Regions from separate parts of the Homo sapiens genome. Here region 1 is linked to region 2. The links are chromatin loops, found by intact Hi-C in ENCODE. Cell type or tissue: heart left ventricle. All regions are shown on one strand. Each heading gives the region's core, and the rest is flanking DNA. Links, peaks and the distances in the headings are about the cores only. Region 1 has its middle 11 kb from the start of MGAT1. Region 2 overlaps BTNL9 (butyrophilin like 9).

Region 1 (8,396 bases), core at 257-8,256, 240 kb before region 2:
GAAAAGAACGCCCTTTCTCCTGCCCTCCTGTCTAAAGCGCAACATAATAATCGAATCTCCCAAGCTTCTTAGGGTGCTGAGTGTTTTAATCCACCAGCCCTCTTCAACTAGTTAATAAATCCTTTCCAGACCGAGATGCTGGCATCTTCCACTTGCATTCTTTGCTCCTTTAACTAAGCTCCCCCTCTGCTTGCAAAACTGTGCCAGAGATGTAATTCCCAACCTCTGTTAAAGTCCTTCCCGGGGCTACTCCCGAGAACACTCTCCTGGAATGTTTAAGGCCCAAGTCCTGCTTGCAGCAGCCCCACAGTGTTCCCATTTCTCAGCCCGAAAACCCACCCCTGTTGCCCCCTCCCCTCCAAGTTTATTCGTAAACACACACACATCCATTCTCTCTCTCAACACACATCCATCCACACACACTCTCTCTCTCCTTTCCTTCCTGTAGGGGCGTGGCGTCCACATGACCTCCACCCCCTCCAAGAATTTAACTCCTCCCACCCTTCTCCCCGGAACCCCGTGCCCCGTGTTCACAAGAGAAGAGGGTGACACTGCGACCCTTCCTGGACTCTGACCCCCACCCGTCCGCCCTGCGGACGACCCTCGCTCTAACTGCGCCGGGTCGTTACCTGGTTCCCGCCCGCCCCGTCTCGGCTAGGAGCCGCGGCCCGCCGCGGGTCGCAATCCAGGCCCCAGGCCCGATCCCCAGCGCTGGCCCAGGCCCCACCCCCTCGACCCCCAGCGGCCCGGCCCTCCCCTCGCACTCCTTCCCCCCTCCCACCATCCACCGCAGCCACTTCCGCCCGTCCTCCGGAAGTGGGCCCCGGCAACGCAGCGTTCCACATCCCGCCCATTTTTCTACCCAACGTCCCCAGCCCGTCACCACCGCCACCACGGGAGCGAGGGAGGTGGGTCTGCAGGGCCTGAGACTGTTCTACAGCCACTGTTCACAGGGCTGAAGAACAGGTGTGGGCAGAACCAGGTTGTGAGAAGGAAGCCGGGCGCAGAGTAGCGGCCGTACAGGAGGGGGAGGGGCAGAAGAGACTGGCCAGCAGCGGAAGCGCGCGGCAGGTGGAGCCGCGCGGGAAGAAGCACGCATGCGTCGCGGGGGGGTTGGCCCTTGGGGTGCTGGGCGGAGCTTGGGAGGGGCGAGGACGCTGAAGTAGGGGCGGAACCTGTGCGGTGCAGCCCTGCCCTCTCCCTCCGCCCAAAGGTCGCCCAGCGACGGCCTGCTTGACCTGGTTTCTCAAAAAGGGTGACCCCCCCCCTCCGCCCCACGCTGGTCGCGGGTCCTGGCGAGAAGCCTTTCGGAAAGCACCGGGGCCTGTGTGTTCCCGCTTCCTCGGACGCGAGCTCTGTGTAGCCGTGGTGGAGGAAGGTTTTGTTTCGTTCATCGCTGCTGTTTCTCGCTGCCTCTCTTGACGAGGCAGGGCCCTTGCAGGGTGCGCCCGCGCTGCCCTCTGACAGGTGCTGTTGGTACCTGCGGCCGGGCCCGCCGTCGCCGGCGCGTGAACGGCCTGCCCGAGGCTGCCGGGAGGAGGGCTGCCTGGCCGGCGCGGCCCTTCCCGTCGTGCCCCGGGCTCCTCGGAAGCAGCCTCCCGCTCCTTCAGACGTCGGACTCCTGAGTTTCGAACCTGCCCCGCGGTTTCCCCCTCACGCTGAATCCAGGGGAGCCGCTACTCGTTTTTGAAGTTCCTATGCAGCCCTCTCCCGACATGTTCGAGAATCTTGCCGGACTGGGGATGGATTTGCAGCCTCCGTGTTTGCCCCCACGGTTCGAAAACCGGAATCTAGGCCCGGTCTCCTGGCCTGTGTTCTGTCGTGGGATTTCTCCAGAGCACGGACTGACTTAACATTTCCATTACTGGGAATGTAATGGTTGCTGCGTCAGGACTCTGGAGATGATTTTTTTATTTGGAACGATATAATTTTTGGAATTTCCTTAAAGGGAAAAATACATATTGCTTAATTATATTGCTTGGGATATATTATTGCAAGGAAGAAGAAAATAAGACCCTTTCTTCCCCCACCTTCAAACCTTCTCCGCCCACCTGTCTTTCCCATGGGCATTAATGGCGGCTCCATTTACTCAGGCCAGAACCAGAAGAGCCAGCTTCACTCTCTCACCCCCTCTACACAATCTGACTAGAAATCCTGTTGACCCTACCTTCAATCTGTGTCTAGGATGCAACACCTCAACATGTCCACACCCCCCTTCATCCCTCACCTGAACACCTAGGTCTCCCTGCCCTCCCTACCCTCCCAGTCGCTGGGTTTCCGTACAGCAGCCACAGGGATCCTGTCGTTTCTGTGCTCCAAACTGCACAGCGGCTCCTCAGTTTACTTGAAATAAAACGCCAAAGTCCTTACAATGGCTGCAGAGCCGGACAACCCACTGGCCTGCCTAGCTGTCTGACCTGCTCTCCCCTTCCTCTGTTAGCTGCATTGGCCTCTGCACCGGCTGTTGTCTATTTGTAAAACACCCCTTCCAGGCATTTCCAGGACTGAACCCTTCAGCTCTTTCAAATCTTTCCTCCCATGTCACCTCAGTGAGGCCTTTCCTGACCAACCTGTTTAAACCTGCCCCTGACCCAGAGCACTGCTAGTCTCCCTTGGCCTGCTCCACTTTTCCCAGGACGCTCACCACTTCCTGAAATACTCGCCGGGTTTACCATGTATTGTCTGTCTCCCACTACTAGAATTTAAGTTCCCTGAGTGGAGGCACATTTGATTTTTGATTGCTATATCCCGGTGGCTGCAACAGTTGGCTGGCCCATGGTAGCAGCTCAGCACACATTTGTGGAATAAATGAACCAATGAATGAACTTGAAAAGCTACTTTCACCGCAGAGTATTCCCCTTCGGGCTTCTCTCACATGGAAATATATGAACATAGGTATAAGCACAGTATACAGATTTTGCATTATGATTTCTAATCATACCATAGAGACTTTACATATTTCTAAGTATTTTCATAATTATAACCATTTTTACTTAAGTGACCTTCGATTTTTCGTGCTTGTTATAACAAGTCATACAGAGTTGTGTAAATAAAAATTTGTCTCCTGTCCCCCTCTCATCCCACCCTGCTGAAAGGAACCACTTTTAAACTAGTGGATATCTTTCCAAATATTTTTTATACACACGCACACACACACAGGCACACACACACACACATACATAACAGGTACAAATTTCACAGTCCAAAGACAGATATTCCTGAATTGTAACTTTATTTTCTATAATTCGAGTCAATTTGTATTTTAGGTCTTTCCTCCCATAGTAGAAAAATGAAATCTAGTTTATTTAAGGTAAATGTTAGTATGTAATGATGTTTATTTATTAATGAGCAATTACAATTTAATTTCAGTTGCTTCAGAATTTACTAATGCCCTTCTCTCCTTTTCACCATATAATTGCCGGTTTTAAAAAATTATTAAAAAATATGCAATAATTACAGGAAAATATAAATGATAAAATAAAAAAGCAAAAACCACCTGTAAAACCAGCAGCTAGAAATAAGTTTATGAAAAATATACTTCTATGGCATTTTTAATGACCAAGTGGCATACTATTATACAAATGTACCATAATTATCTCCCCTATTTTTGTACATTTGGGTTGTTTTCAACTTTTCACTTTTGCAAAATTACTTGTAGCTAAATCTGTGTGCACGTCATTTTTTTTTTTTTTAGGATAAAGTCTGGGAACTCGTGTCGAAAGGTGTGCTCATTGTTGAAGGCGTTTGTTTGATATGAAAGATACACAGAAAGATGGCACAGCTTTGACACCAACTTTTCTCCACACCCTGCACTGTCACACCATTTTTTGTCATCTTTGTTAATATGATAGAACGATGGTTTTGCATTGTTGTTTTAAGTTTTATTCCACTAATTGCTAGTAATGTTGAACCTGTTTTTATGCATCACTTTTGCAGATTGCCTACAGCATATCTTTTGCCCACTTGGATTCATCTTTGTCTTATTCATTTGCAAGAACTCTTTATAGAATATCAGCCCTTTGTTACCTATGTTACAGCAATTTTCCCAGTTTGTCATTTGCTTTTTAAGTCTGTTTATGTGCTCTTTTGACATTGCAGTAGTCACCGCTAGCTGGGCCAAAAGTCTGGTCTTGCTGTACATACTGCCTTCAGAATAAACACTTAGGAGTAAGCTAGAGATTTTTGTTATCAGTTACTCCACCTAGAGGACCAGCAGGTGGAGTCTCCATGGGCAGAGTCTCGCGGACTGTCATTTGGTGTGGGGTGGCCAAGAGGGACTGAACATCTGGAGAACATGGTTGTCGGGCTCTTTATACCAGTGGACCCCTCTTTCCTATGGAAGCCTCGCATCTCCATCAGAAGCAGCAGTAAAATGGCCTCTGCTGTCTTCTGCCTTTCAAGTCTAACTCAAGGGCACCTGAGTAGGTGAACCTAATTGCAAGGGAGTTAGATATGTAACCTATTCAACTAGAAAGAAGGTAGCCAGAGGGGCTACCTACAGTCCCCACCAAACTTATGTATCAGGGCTTCCCATCCTGGCTGTTGAATTACCTATTCTGGCAGCTGTTCCAGTCAATACAGCTGATAGTAAATTTTAATAACTGGCAGTAAAAGTCTTCCCCAGTAACCCTGATTTTCAATGTTTTGTTGGCCATTTTCACACATTTTTTCAGGTGTATATTTTTTCACACTATTTGTTCAGATGATCATTGTAATTCATTTCAGAAACTAGATATCTCTTGTAATTTCCTGGGCTTCTCCTTACCCTGGCGAGTATTCTTTGTACCGATTTTAGTCTGAAGTCTGGTAGGTACAAAAGTTAGTTTGTGTATTTGCTATTTGTTAGGTGCCCTTCATCCTGGTATTTAAAATTCTGGCCCATAAAGAAACAACCACACTCACTTGTTCCCTCAATCTTATTGTGCCTCTTGGCAGCTTCTGACATTGTCAACCGCTCCCTTCTTCTGACACACTTCTCTTGACTCCCACGCCAGCACGCTCTCTGGGGTTCCCCCTCCTCTGGCTGCTCCTCCTCAGCATCCTAGCAGGCTTCTCCCTTTTCTCTCTTTACCCACCACTTGCTGTACAAATGCGGAGTTCCCTAGGGCTCTTTCCTGGGCCCTTGTGTCTTCTCATTTTACACTTTCTTTCGAGATGATCCCACAGAAGTCACATGGCTTCCAGTATCCACTCCATGTCAAAGATACTTAGTCTGTTTCTATTGCTTATGACAGAATATCTGAAACTGGGGTCGGGTGCAGTGGCTCACGCTTGTAATCTCAGCACTTTGGGAGGCTGAGGCGGGTGGGTCATGAGGTCAGGAGTTGAAGACCAACCTGACCAAGATGGTGAAACCCCATCCCTACTAAAAATATAAAAATTAGCCAGGCGTGGTGGCAGGTGCCTGTAATCCCAGCTACCCCAGAGGCTGAGGCAGGAGAATCGCTTGAACCCGGGGGGGCGGTGGTTGCAGTGAGCTGAGATCGCGCCACTGCACTCCAGCCTAGGCGACAGAGTGAGACTCTGTCTCAAAAAAAAAAAAAAATTAAAAATTAAAAACAAGGAATATCTGAAACTGGGTAATTTATAAGGAAAGGGAATTTATTTCTTACAGCTCTGGAGGCTGAGAAGTCCAAAGTTGAGGGGCTGCATTTGGTGAGAGCCCTCTTGATGGTAGGAACTCTCTGCAGAGTCCTGAGGGGTTCAGGGCATGACATGGCAGGGGGACTGAGCGTGCTAAGGTGCTAGCGCAGGTCTCTCTTCCTCTCTTATAAAGCCGCCAGTTCTCCCATGATGAATCCATTCATTAGTGGGAATAGAGCCTTCATGATCCAATCACCTCTTAAAGGCCCCACCTCTCCATGCTGCCACTCTGGGGATTAAGTTTCAACATAAGTTTTGGAGGGAACACCCAAATATGCATGCTCAAGTCCCTTCTCTGTGCTCCAGGCCCACATGTCCAATTCCCTGCTTGCCCTCCCAACTCAGTCCCCTCACAGATACCTCTGACTCACGTGTCCAAAGTGAAATTTGCAGTGCTCCTCCCAGCTCCTCTCTCAGCAGTCCCGTTCTCAGGAAATGGCAGGCCAGAAGTCTTCCACAACATTCCCACATCCAGTCAGTCAAAAGCCTCCGAAAGCTTGTCTCCCGGTTATTTCGTGGCTCTTTTCCTCCACCCTCTCCTTTGACCTGGCCAATACCCTCCTGAAACTCCTTCCTCTTTTACGTCTCTTTTCATGTGTGATTCATTAGATCCACTAAGTTCCACCCCTAGAAGGAGAGGGTGGACTTTCCTGCAACACTGAAGACAAATTTCCCTCTTCCCCTTTTTCATGTTCCCTGTGACTTTTTAAATTAAAAAAAAAAATTCTTTTTTGTTTTGGCCCTGAGTTGCACTGTAAATACAGGACTGAAGATGACGTGACAAACCCAGACATCGCCATGCCTAAGGCGTAGAGCTGAAGACTTTTTATGTGTCATAAGGAATTCTAGCAAAACCCAGAATATTCAGCAGGAACATGGAATGGAGTTGGGGTGGAAGATACAGAAATTTCAGTTCCATTCAATCATGGGGTAACAGTTACCTAAGTCCCCTAAAAAATCACAGCACTTTCTCGCCTCATTTTACAATGAAGGATGTCTGGTCTTGCCTTATTTATTCCTTGTATGGTTATTTTAATTACGTTTATTTTGGAGCCGGGTGCGGTGGCTCATGCCTGTAATCCCAGCACTTTGGGAGGCCGAGGCAGACGGATCACCTGAGGTCAGAAGTTTGAGACCAGCCTGGCCAATATGGTAAAACCCCATCTCTACTAACAATACAAAAATCAGCCGGGCGTGGTGGCGCATACCTGTAATCCCAGCTAGTAGGGAGGCTGAGGCAGGAGAATCGCTTGAACCTGGGAGGCGGAGGTTGCAGTGAGTCGAGTACGTGCCACTGCACTCCAGCCTGGGTGACACAGCAAGACACCATCTCAAAAATAAATAAAAAAAAAATTTTTGAACATTTCTCCACAATTAGATATGAGCTTCTTAAGGACAAACATTCTGTTTACCTTAAAATAATCATATATTTCTATATTAGTGCAATTCAATGAATATTTATGGGTGGGCTCAGATCCTGGCTCCTCTCATTTCCGTGGACTCCAGGGATCCAGTTTCCTCTTCATAAAGCGAGGATAATGAAATCTGTCCTTCACCCCTGGCAAGGCACTCATGAGGATCAGGTGAAACCATGTGTGTGGGAACCCTTTTAAAACCGCAAAGAGCTGCATAAACATCTGAGGGCTTTAGGTTCGCAGATACAATCGGAAGGCGCCTGGCGCTGCTGGGCATTGAGCTTCCAGGGGGCACTTGGTGGAGAGCCCTGCACTCCCCTCCCTGAGGAAGCAGTTCCCATAGTTCCCGTTTCCCACCTGGCCTCTCCTTTTCAGGGCTCCTAAAGAGTGATCTTCACAGAGAAAGCCAGTCTGTTTAAACGATATTGTAAGTTCTGAATATCACCAGGTCTATTTTTTAAGTCTGAATTTACATTTAAATCAGGAGCATTTGTCCAGGCCAGTAATTTTTCAGCCCAGCTCCTCCAGACGGTGTGTGTCCATTACCAGTGAGAATTTGAAACCTTCCTGACGCCAGGAGGCTGAGGTTTTCCTGCACTGGGCCTCCACTTGTGTGTGGAAGGGGAGGGGCGGCAGGGAGGCAGGAAGAGGGGTATGGAGGGAGAAGGGTGGGAGAGGAAGGTCAAGGAAGCACAGTTATAAATAGAAGCGTCTTTTGCCTTCAAGATATTTCAGGTCACATGGAGAAAGGAAATTCACTCTTAAGAAATAACAAAGAAACAAAAGACTGAAGTCAATTCAGAAGTGCTGACACAAAGACCGGTTTGGAGGCAGTAAAATTAATCAGGATTGCCTCCTGGGAGTAGGTGGGTCACCACAAGGTCTTGAAAGCAACCAGGGGAAAAAGGAACTCCTGGTTTGGGGATCATAAATCTCTCTTCAAGAACAACCAAACTCCAGTATGAGTATTTACGCTCCTTATCATCTAAGCTGGGTCTGAGGTCAGGAGCTTGGATTCTGGTCTTCATTCCAGGGTCCAGCTCATCACAGACCCTGAGCAAATTCTTTACTCATCTCCTTGTGCAGGAACAGTTGAAAAGTACTTTGGGGAAAACCAGTTTTAACTATTACTCCCAAACCTTAATTAGAACTGTATAATTCTTTATCTTTTGTGAAATGAGTTTTAAACTAGAACAACCATTGTAATTATTAGAAACATTTTAAATAATTGTCAGTAATAATCTTCATTCGTCATAAAAAGGGAAACACATCTATTAATCTTTCAAAGCACAGTTCTCTGATCTTTTTCCAGGTGTATGATTCACTCTTTTCTACCTT
Region 2 (8,209 bases), core at 210-8,209:
TATCTATATATATAGATATAGATATATATAGTATGCTATATATTAATTATATAGTTATATATTATATAATTATATTAGTTATATAATATTATATAATTATATTAGTTATATAATATTATATAATTATATTAGTTATATAATATATCATATATATGATATATAAATATATATAATATAAAAATAATATATATTATATAATATATATAATATATAATATATTGAGTAACAAAATTACTCATAGTGAGAGAAAGGCAAATCAAAGCTATGTCAAAATGCAATTTTTTTTTAACTGTCAGACTAGCAAAATTTCAAAAGCTCTTCCATGTACTGTTAATGGAGCTATGGAGAAGAAAGCTGTCTTATACTATGTTAGTGGAATTCAAAGTTGGAAAGCTCCCGGACAGGGAAATTTGGTAATACTTAAGAGGACTAGCTGTGTGGCTACCCTCTGACACAGCAATCCCACCTCCAGGAACTTACTCCACCTCCGATACCTCCAATATGAAAAAAGCATATGTATGAGTTTAATCTTTGTAAAGCTTTTTAAAAACAATTGCAAAATAGTGGAAACCACCTAAATGTCCAAGCATAAAAGCTGAGTATGCTCTATCCACCCAATGGAGTAATCTGTATTATGCATCTGAAACAATGATGAGGTGGTCTCTGAATGGATGCAGAGTGATTTCTAGTATTGTTAAGAGAGAAAAGTAAGATGCAAGGTTCGATAACATACACTTGCTTTGTAAGAAAGAAGGAGAAACATTGCAAAAGGGAACATAGGAAGGATAAACTAGAAGCTGATGAGATTGGCCGCTGAGGGTGAGGTGTGATGACGGGAAGGATGGCGCTTTTTTCCTGATACACATTTCTGTACAGCATTGGCATTTATGCCACATTAATGTTTTGCATACTCAAAATATAATGCTAGTTCCACAAGGATGGAGAGATAAGGGAGTGTGTATAATGCAGGCACTAGAGCTCTGGGGGAATTCAAGAGAAGGAGAAGAGTCACAACTCTAATTATTAGAATTTAGGGTGCTGCTATTCTTCATTCTAGGGAAACTGTCCCTTGCCTAACATGATTAAATGCCAGGAGCCCTTCCCCACCCAATGACCCCCTTCACATTTCCAAATGTCCCTCAGGGGCATTACTGTCCCCACATGCTACCACTGATTTAGACTGTCATTTCCCGTCCATGGGCGGGGAGCGCCAAGCCCACACACGTCTTAATAGCAGTCACACTTCATGATGCTTTATGGTGACTGCAAATGCTGAACAGTGGCAGGAATGTTATGCGTGATTTCTCAGAAGAAGCCTGACCTTTCCCACTCCTCCTGCCTCCACCAGGGCTGGGCTCAGACCCTCACCTCTCCCTTGAGGGCTTCAAGGAAGGAGGCATTCAGCTGAGGCTCAGATCCAGTGGCTGGTACCCCAAGCCTAAGGTTCAGTGGAGAGACCACCAGGGACAGTGCCTGCCTCCAGAGTTTGAAGCCATCGTCTGGGATGCCCAGGACCTGTTCAGTCTGGAAACATCTGTGGTTGTCCGAGCGGGAGCCCTCAGCAATGTGTCCGTCTCCATCCAGAATCTCCTCTTGAGCCAGAAGAAAGAGTTGGTGGTCCAGATAGCAGGTCAGTGGCTGTTAGCTCACACCCATCTTCCTAGTCCTCATGTGTACATACACATTGGCCCAAAGGCAGTCTATAAAGACACAATGGTACTGCGCCTGTCTGCATATAGGGTGTGTTGGCCTTGACACCTGAAAAGTCAGCACCTTGGATATTAGGAACACACTAAGAACGCTACTGAGAACCCAAACAGTCAGTGAGAGAGGCCCCAGAGAGCCCGCCTTTCTGTGCCTAAGGCCATACACTAAAACCCATCAACTCTGCTCATCAGAGGCATCATGGGAGCCAATAGATTCGTAATGCTGTCTCTCAAACAGTATGTATTGAGTTTCCACAACGTGACCCCAGTCCCTACCCTCAGGTCCCCATGCCAGTGGGGGATACAGACAATAAGCAAAAGAAGTGCATCCTGTCACATCACGTTAGAAGGTGGTAGGTGCAGCCGGGTGCAGTGGCTCACGCCTGTAATCCCAGCACTTTGGGAGGCCAAGGCGGGTGGATCATGAGGTCAGGAGTTCAAGACCAGCCTGGCCAAGATGGTGAATCCCCATCTCTACTAAAATTACAAAAATTAGCCCGGCATAGTGGCAGGCGCCTGTAATCCCAGCTACTCGGGAGGCTGAGGCAGGAGAATCGCTTGAACCGGGGGGCAGAGGTTGCAGTGAGCCGAGATCTGCACTCCAGCCTGGGCAACAGAGCGAGAATCCGTCTCAAAAAAAAAACAAAAAAAAAAAAAACAAGAAGAAGGTGGTAGGTGCCGTAGAGAAAAATGAAGCAGGCTGAAAGCAGTGAGGCATGTCCACAGATTACAAAAGGCACGTCCAGGAAGTGGGCGTGTAGGCAGTGAGCTGAAGGCAAGGTCATTATTAAAGTCTTATTATGAGGCAGCCACTGAAGGGTTTCAAGTTCATGGTTCTAATTGTTTTACATTTTAAGGACAAACCCAACATACGGGCCACTTTTCACACGAGTCCAAATCAAAAGCTATTTTATTATAACAGAAAAAAACTCCCCCTTTGATATAGTCAGTCAGATACAAGCCAATGCACACATGTTCTCAAGATAAATGATAACTTGTCTGCAAGTAGGAGGACCTGGCAACACCGCTTACCACAGCAGTTCTAAATTCCGTGGGAATTGGGATGGCCATCTGTGTGAGCCAACTGTCTTTAACCAAAGGAAAAATCAAGCATGTGATACGTCTAGGGCATACAACTTGGAGCCACGCAGCTAAGCTAAACTCCCATGAGACAGGGATCTCCACGGCAGTGCTCTCTCTTTTATGTTTACATTTCAAACAAGTGGCCCTTAAGGAAAACATTATTGGGTTGTAAAGAAAGAACTGATATATTTTCTAAGGAAAATGAACTAAGAGAGGGGAAGAGGAAAGAGTCTCTCTTTTTGCACCAGGAAAAACCCAATATTTTCTTTTTAGCTTTTAATATAAATCTTAATTTATATTATTGATATTTATTATGAAACAAGTTTATATAAAAATTTTTAGATGGGTAAATGTTTGCATGCGCGGACCCCTCTACAGAGGGCGTGACTCACATGGATACCTTTGGGAAGGCATTCTGGTGGCGGGAAGGGCAAAGCCAGGGGCCTGAGAGGGAAACTGCCGGCTGCTGGCAGAACAGCGAGGAGGCCAGAGGGTCGAGGGGGAGGGTCACAGGTCAGAGAGACAGTCCGCCCTGAGCCCTTGCCCTTGACCCCAGGCCATTGCTTCAGACACCATCTGTTGTGAGGACCAATCCATTGTGACCCAGTGTTTTTGTACCATACAATAAAAATGCACTGCTAGAAAAACAAAATTAAAAACCACAGTCCACTGATGTCACTTATAAGCCAGACACACAGAACAAATGCCGTCTGATTCCACGGATGTGGGATTACCTAGAGGAGTCAAGTCCACAGGGATGGAGAGTATACGGAGGGCGCCAGGGGCTTGGGCGTGGGAAGAGGAATTACTGTTTAATAAGTACAGAGTTTCAGTTTTGAAAGATGAAGAAACTTCTGGAGATGGGCGGGGGTGATGGTTGCACACGACATGGTGAATGCACTTAATGCCCCTGAACTGTACACTTAAAAATGGTTAAGATGGGAAAGGTTGTTACGTATATTTTACTACAATAAAAAGAACATTTTTTAAAGATCTGAGATAAAAGCACCATTTTCTAATAACTAGATGACACAGACAGAAAGTTACTCTATTCAACCGCCACAGGGTTTGCGAAGGGCCGGTGGGTTCTGCGCGTCCCTGCGCCGCTGGTGCTGTCGGCGCTGCCCCCGGCCACGTCCTGCCTGCGGGCGGGTCCTCCCTGGGGAGCCGGGAGGGACGTGGGAGCTGCGAGGCCGCGCGCACGTGGTTCGGTTCTCACTTCTTCCAAAAGCGTGGTAAGAACCGAGGGAGAAGCCGGATGTTTGCAAACAAGCGAGGAGACGACTTGCGGACCAGACGGCGCGGGTGCGAGCAGGAGCTCCCCGGACATCCGCCGCCAGCCAAGCCCCTGGGACCCTCCCGCCTGCGGACGCGGGGCGAGGGCGGGAAGACGCGGGGCGAGGGCGGCGCTGCGGCCGCAGAAGCCTCGAGCCGGGCTGGGGCGCGGTTCCCTCCCGCACGCCCCGCGGCGCGCCCCCGCCCCCTCCGCCGCGCGCGCCCCCGCCCCCTCCGCCGCGCGCGCTCCCGCTCCACGCCCGTTTCCCAGGCGGCTGCGGTGGCGCCCGGAGAAGGTCCCGCGGGAGGTTTCCCGGCACGCGGCGGGCAGGCCGGTCTCGCCTCTCGGTGCTCAGCGGCGCCTGGACCGACACGGCCCCCGCGGGTGTTTTCCAGACGTGTTCGTACCCGGAGCCTCTGCGTGGAAGAGCGCGTTCGTCGCGACCCTGCCGCTGCTGTTGGTCCTCGCGGCGCTGGCGCTGGGCGTCCTCCGGAAGCAGCGGAGAAGCCGAGGTACCGGCGCGGGCGGCGGGGCGGGGAGGGGCACCGGCCGGTGCTGAACCCCGGGGCCGCGGAGGCGCCTCCCCCCAGGACGCGGCGCGGGAAGGCGGCCTGGAAGGGGCGGGGGCGCGCACTCAGCCCTCTCCGCTCCCGTTTCCCTTCAGAAAAGCTGAGGAAGCAGGCGGAGAAGAGACAAGGTGAGCGGGGACAGGGCGTTCTGCACGCACCTGCCCAAGTGCCAAAACCCGCCGTCATCTAAAGGCTGTGGGTCCCGTTACGAGGGTTTATTCCAGCGCGAGGTGTCAGGGCGGCCACCGGGGAACGGGGATCGGTGACCCCGGTGGGGAAGGGGGAAGATCGTTCATATGGACAAAAGCGGAGGTGCGGAACGGCTGCATTTTCCACGGAGGCTAGTGCACAGATGTCAGGGTTGACCGGCTGCTGTCGTTACGCCCTCGGAGCTTCACATCACACTGTACAGAGGGAGCGGTGACCAGGGTCTCTGCTGCCAGCGCCACCTCGTCCAGGTTTTCATAGCGCACAGGGAGTCGGGCGGATGCGCAACATCTCCGCACAGGGTCAGGAAGCGGCGGTCAGGCACCGAGAAAACAGCCCAGTTACGTGAGGCAGTGTCCGGGGCTTAACGTTTCCGCCGAGCTAATAGATTTGGGAGGCTCCGACCCTGATTTTCACACTAGCAGGAGGGAGGGCGCTGGGTCACCCTCCTATGCAGAAGGGCAGCCAAGGGTGCGCACTTCCCCATCCCCTGCCTGGAGCCTCACTTCCAGCCCAGCCTGGGCCCGCAGACCACCGCGGGTGGGAGTGCCGCATCGGAGGTGAGGCCTCAGTGTTCACCCATCTGTTCTGTCTGCCTCATTCCCCAACCTGAGAGTCTTTCCCCTTTTCTTCATCTTTTTTTTTTTTTTTTCTCTAGAGAAACTCACTGCAGAGCTGGGTAAGTTCTGGGTGCGGGGCCACAGTGCTGCCTGTCAGCCGGACCCTGTGCCTGTGCAGTGGGAGGAGGGGCTCCCTTTGGACAGCGGCTGGCAACTATCTAATTCTAAACCATCCCTGTGAGCCTCCACCTCTTCCCTTGCTAAGGGGCTGAAAGGATGGCTGCCTGCCACCGTGCAGCTGCCCGAGACCCTCTGCACAGACCCTGCCAGCTCCTCCCCTGCAAATTAGACAATTCAGTTAAAATTCATCATAAAACGTTTACTGTCTCCGGTTCATCTTCTTAAAATATCCTTTTCTTTTTAATGCAAATGGCACTAGGAAGGGTGGCACCTTTAATTTGCACCAAAATGGAAATAATTTCTCAGATCCACTTTTCTCCCCAGAGGGACTCAGAGACGTGAAACCATGGGATGTGTCTCTGTAGAGAGGAAGAGAGAGTGAACCCAAGGGAGGGGGAATGGAGGAAAAGGCCATCATGGTGTTGGGGTTGGGGGGGCAATTCAGATGAAACTGTAAGGTTGGGAAAGCTTGTCTGGCAGTCTACCTCGCCCTTCAAGGGGAATGAGAAAAACATAGCCCTAATAAGTCATTAAGGCTATAGTCTGAATTGTAAGTCATAACACTATAGCATGAATGCCTCTCCCAGGAGCATTTACTTTTGAAAGAGCTTGACATTGGGTGGACAGATCAAAGGAATGCATTTTTAGTAGCAAAATGTTGGAGTCCTTGGTAATTATTTGGGGAAATAATTGGGTGTGATGTCCTTCCAGTCCTTCAGATAACGCACCCGGTGAGTGACCGTGAGGCTCACGTAGGCGGCCCTCAGTGCCTGCACTTAGGCGGGAGCTCCGCCCCAGGAAGCTTGTGATTTCAGGCAGAAGGAACAACCCCAACCCTGGGAAGAGGCCTGTCAGTACTAAGATCTGGTATCCCTTCTAGGCTGTGTGCAGATTTCCACCTTTGAGCTAAGATAGGATGAGGCATAAGAGTCCTGCAGATGGGCCTCTTTTTGAGGGCAATGAAGGGGCAAAGAGGAAGCTGTAAAAAAAAAAAAATGAAGCTGTGATTAGCAGTGGCTTAAGACTAAGGAAGCTCTTCCCAGTGGCCTGTCTTGGGAAGATGGTTCCACCCACCTGCAGGCTGAAGTTTTCTTTGTGTGTTCTGCTTGCAGAAAAGCTTCAGACAGAGCTTGGTAAGTGACCCCTCTTAGAACTATTTCTCCTCAGGGCCGGGTCCAGTGGCTCACACCTGTAATCCCAGTACTTTGGGAGGCCGAGGCGGGTGGATCACGAGGTCAGGAGATCGAGACCAGCCTGGCTAACACAGTGAAACCCCGTCTCTTCTAAAAATACAAAAAATTAGCCCGGCGTGGCGGCATGTGCCTGTAGTCCCAGCTACATGGGAGGCTGAGGCAGGAGAAGGGCGTGAACCCGGGAAGCGGAGCTTGCAGTGAGCCGAGATGGCGCCACTGCACTCCAGCCTGGGCGACAGAGCGAGACTCTGTCTCAAAAAAAAAAAGAACTATTTCTCCTCATTCATCATTTTGCATCTGATTCCCCATATATCTTCTTCTCATCTCCCAACCAGGTATGATGCCCAGGCAGGACCCCTGCTGGCTATGTGGGTGGTGGGGGGTGCGGGACAGGGTGGGTGCAAGATGTGATGTGTGAGCAGGGAAGCTTGGGGTCCTGATGTGCTAATTTCCTGTTTTCCCTTGGTTGCTTCAGACTGGAGACGGGCTGAAGGCCAGGCTGGTGAGTGGAACCCATCTCTCTCTGACTCCTCCTCATTTATATCTGAGCACCCCAGTCCAACTCACCTGATTAACCAATCAGGCTTCATTCTGGTTGCATTCCGTGGCCTCACACAGCATGTGTTAATCTATGTCACTGGGTAGAGGTCATACTCTGTCCTGAGGACTAAGTGTACTGCAAACCACTAGTTCCAATCCTGGTTACATATCAGAGTTACCTCGACTCCTGGTGCCCATCCTCCAAGACTCAGACTCATGGTTCTGGCATGAGTGTGTTGCTGTACATGTAAATACTTCTCTGCATACCTCCCTCTATTCACCCATAATGCAGACAGTCTAATGTATATATTTTGTATATATTCTTGCAAAATGTGAATATCGATGTATGCATATGCATCTTAGTTCATGTAAGTGACATTTATGGTTCTGTGATGTTCCTTGCTTTTCCCGTATGCATCATCATGCTTTAATATCCATCGCTGCCACTCGTGTGCATTCAGTCTGTTTTTCCTCCTTACTGCAGAGTGCTTCGTTTTAGCCAGCCACCCTCCTGGAGAAGGTATCCAGGCTGCCTCTAACTCCACAACAACACTGAATGCATAGTCTCAAACGTGTTGCCTTACGGCGCTGTGTGGAGATTTCTCTGGGGTATATAACTAGGAGGGGGACTGCTGGCCCATGGTGGGTATGTCCACTAAGGGGATAGTGGGATCCCAGGAAGGCAGTGTCGTTATCCTGCCACCAGCCATGCAGTGAGATTCCATGTGCCCACATCTCATGTGAACCAGCATTCCAAGTTTGCCAATCAGTGGGGATAAGTGATGGCTCATTGTTCTTTAGGTTTGCAACCTCTGAATGCTGAGAAGATTGAGCATCTCTGTATATGCTAGTTGGCTCTGGGGACTTCCTCTACTGAAAATTGCCAGCTCACATC

What was found. Peaks named below come from ENCODE experiments on the same cell type or tissue, not always from the same donor. Only the 100,000 strongest peaks of a DNase experiment are listed, where the experiment ranks them.
Region 1: it touches region 2 in a loop (2.8-fold over the local background); 7 of 110 quality-filtered maps call a loop at or near these places.

The regions. Positions count from the first base shown.
Region 1 is chr5:180,809,411-180,817,806 of GRCh38, forward strand. It overlaps a transcript of MGAT1 not described here. Among named protein-coding and RNA genes, the nearest start is that of MGAT1, 11 kb to the left of the region's middle. RefSeq lists silencers at 722-771, 1,442-1,691 and an enhancer at 4,926-5,185. In heart left ventricle, for the core only: CTCF peaks have their summits at 4,211 (motif pointing right) and 7,638; DNase peaks (open chromatin) are centred at 521, 801, 1,151, 1,561 and 1 weaker place; H3K4me3 peaks cover 7,175 bases; H3K27ac peaks cover 6,707 bases.
Region 2 is chr5:181,048,740-181,056,948 of GRCh38, forward strand. It overlaps BTNL9 (butyrophilin like 9), which reads left to right. Exons shown (of 11, transcript NM_152547.5): 4 at 1,349-1,630; 5 at 4,461-4,577; 6 at 4,730-4,762; 7 at 5,500-5,520; 8 at 6,694-6,714; 9 at 7,250-7,276. Among named protein-coding and RNA genes, the nearest start is that of MIR8089, 9.4 kb to the left of the region's middle. RefSeq lists an enhancer at 4,671-5,235. In heart left ventricle, for the core only: no CTCF peak of the experiment used is centred there; DNase peaks (open chromatin) are centred at 3,965 and 4,572; H3K4me3 peaks cover 2,812 bases; H3K27ac peaks cover 4,276 bases; H3K27me3 peaks cover 7,258 bases.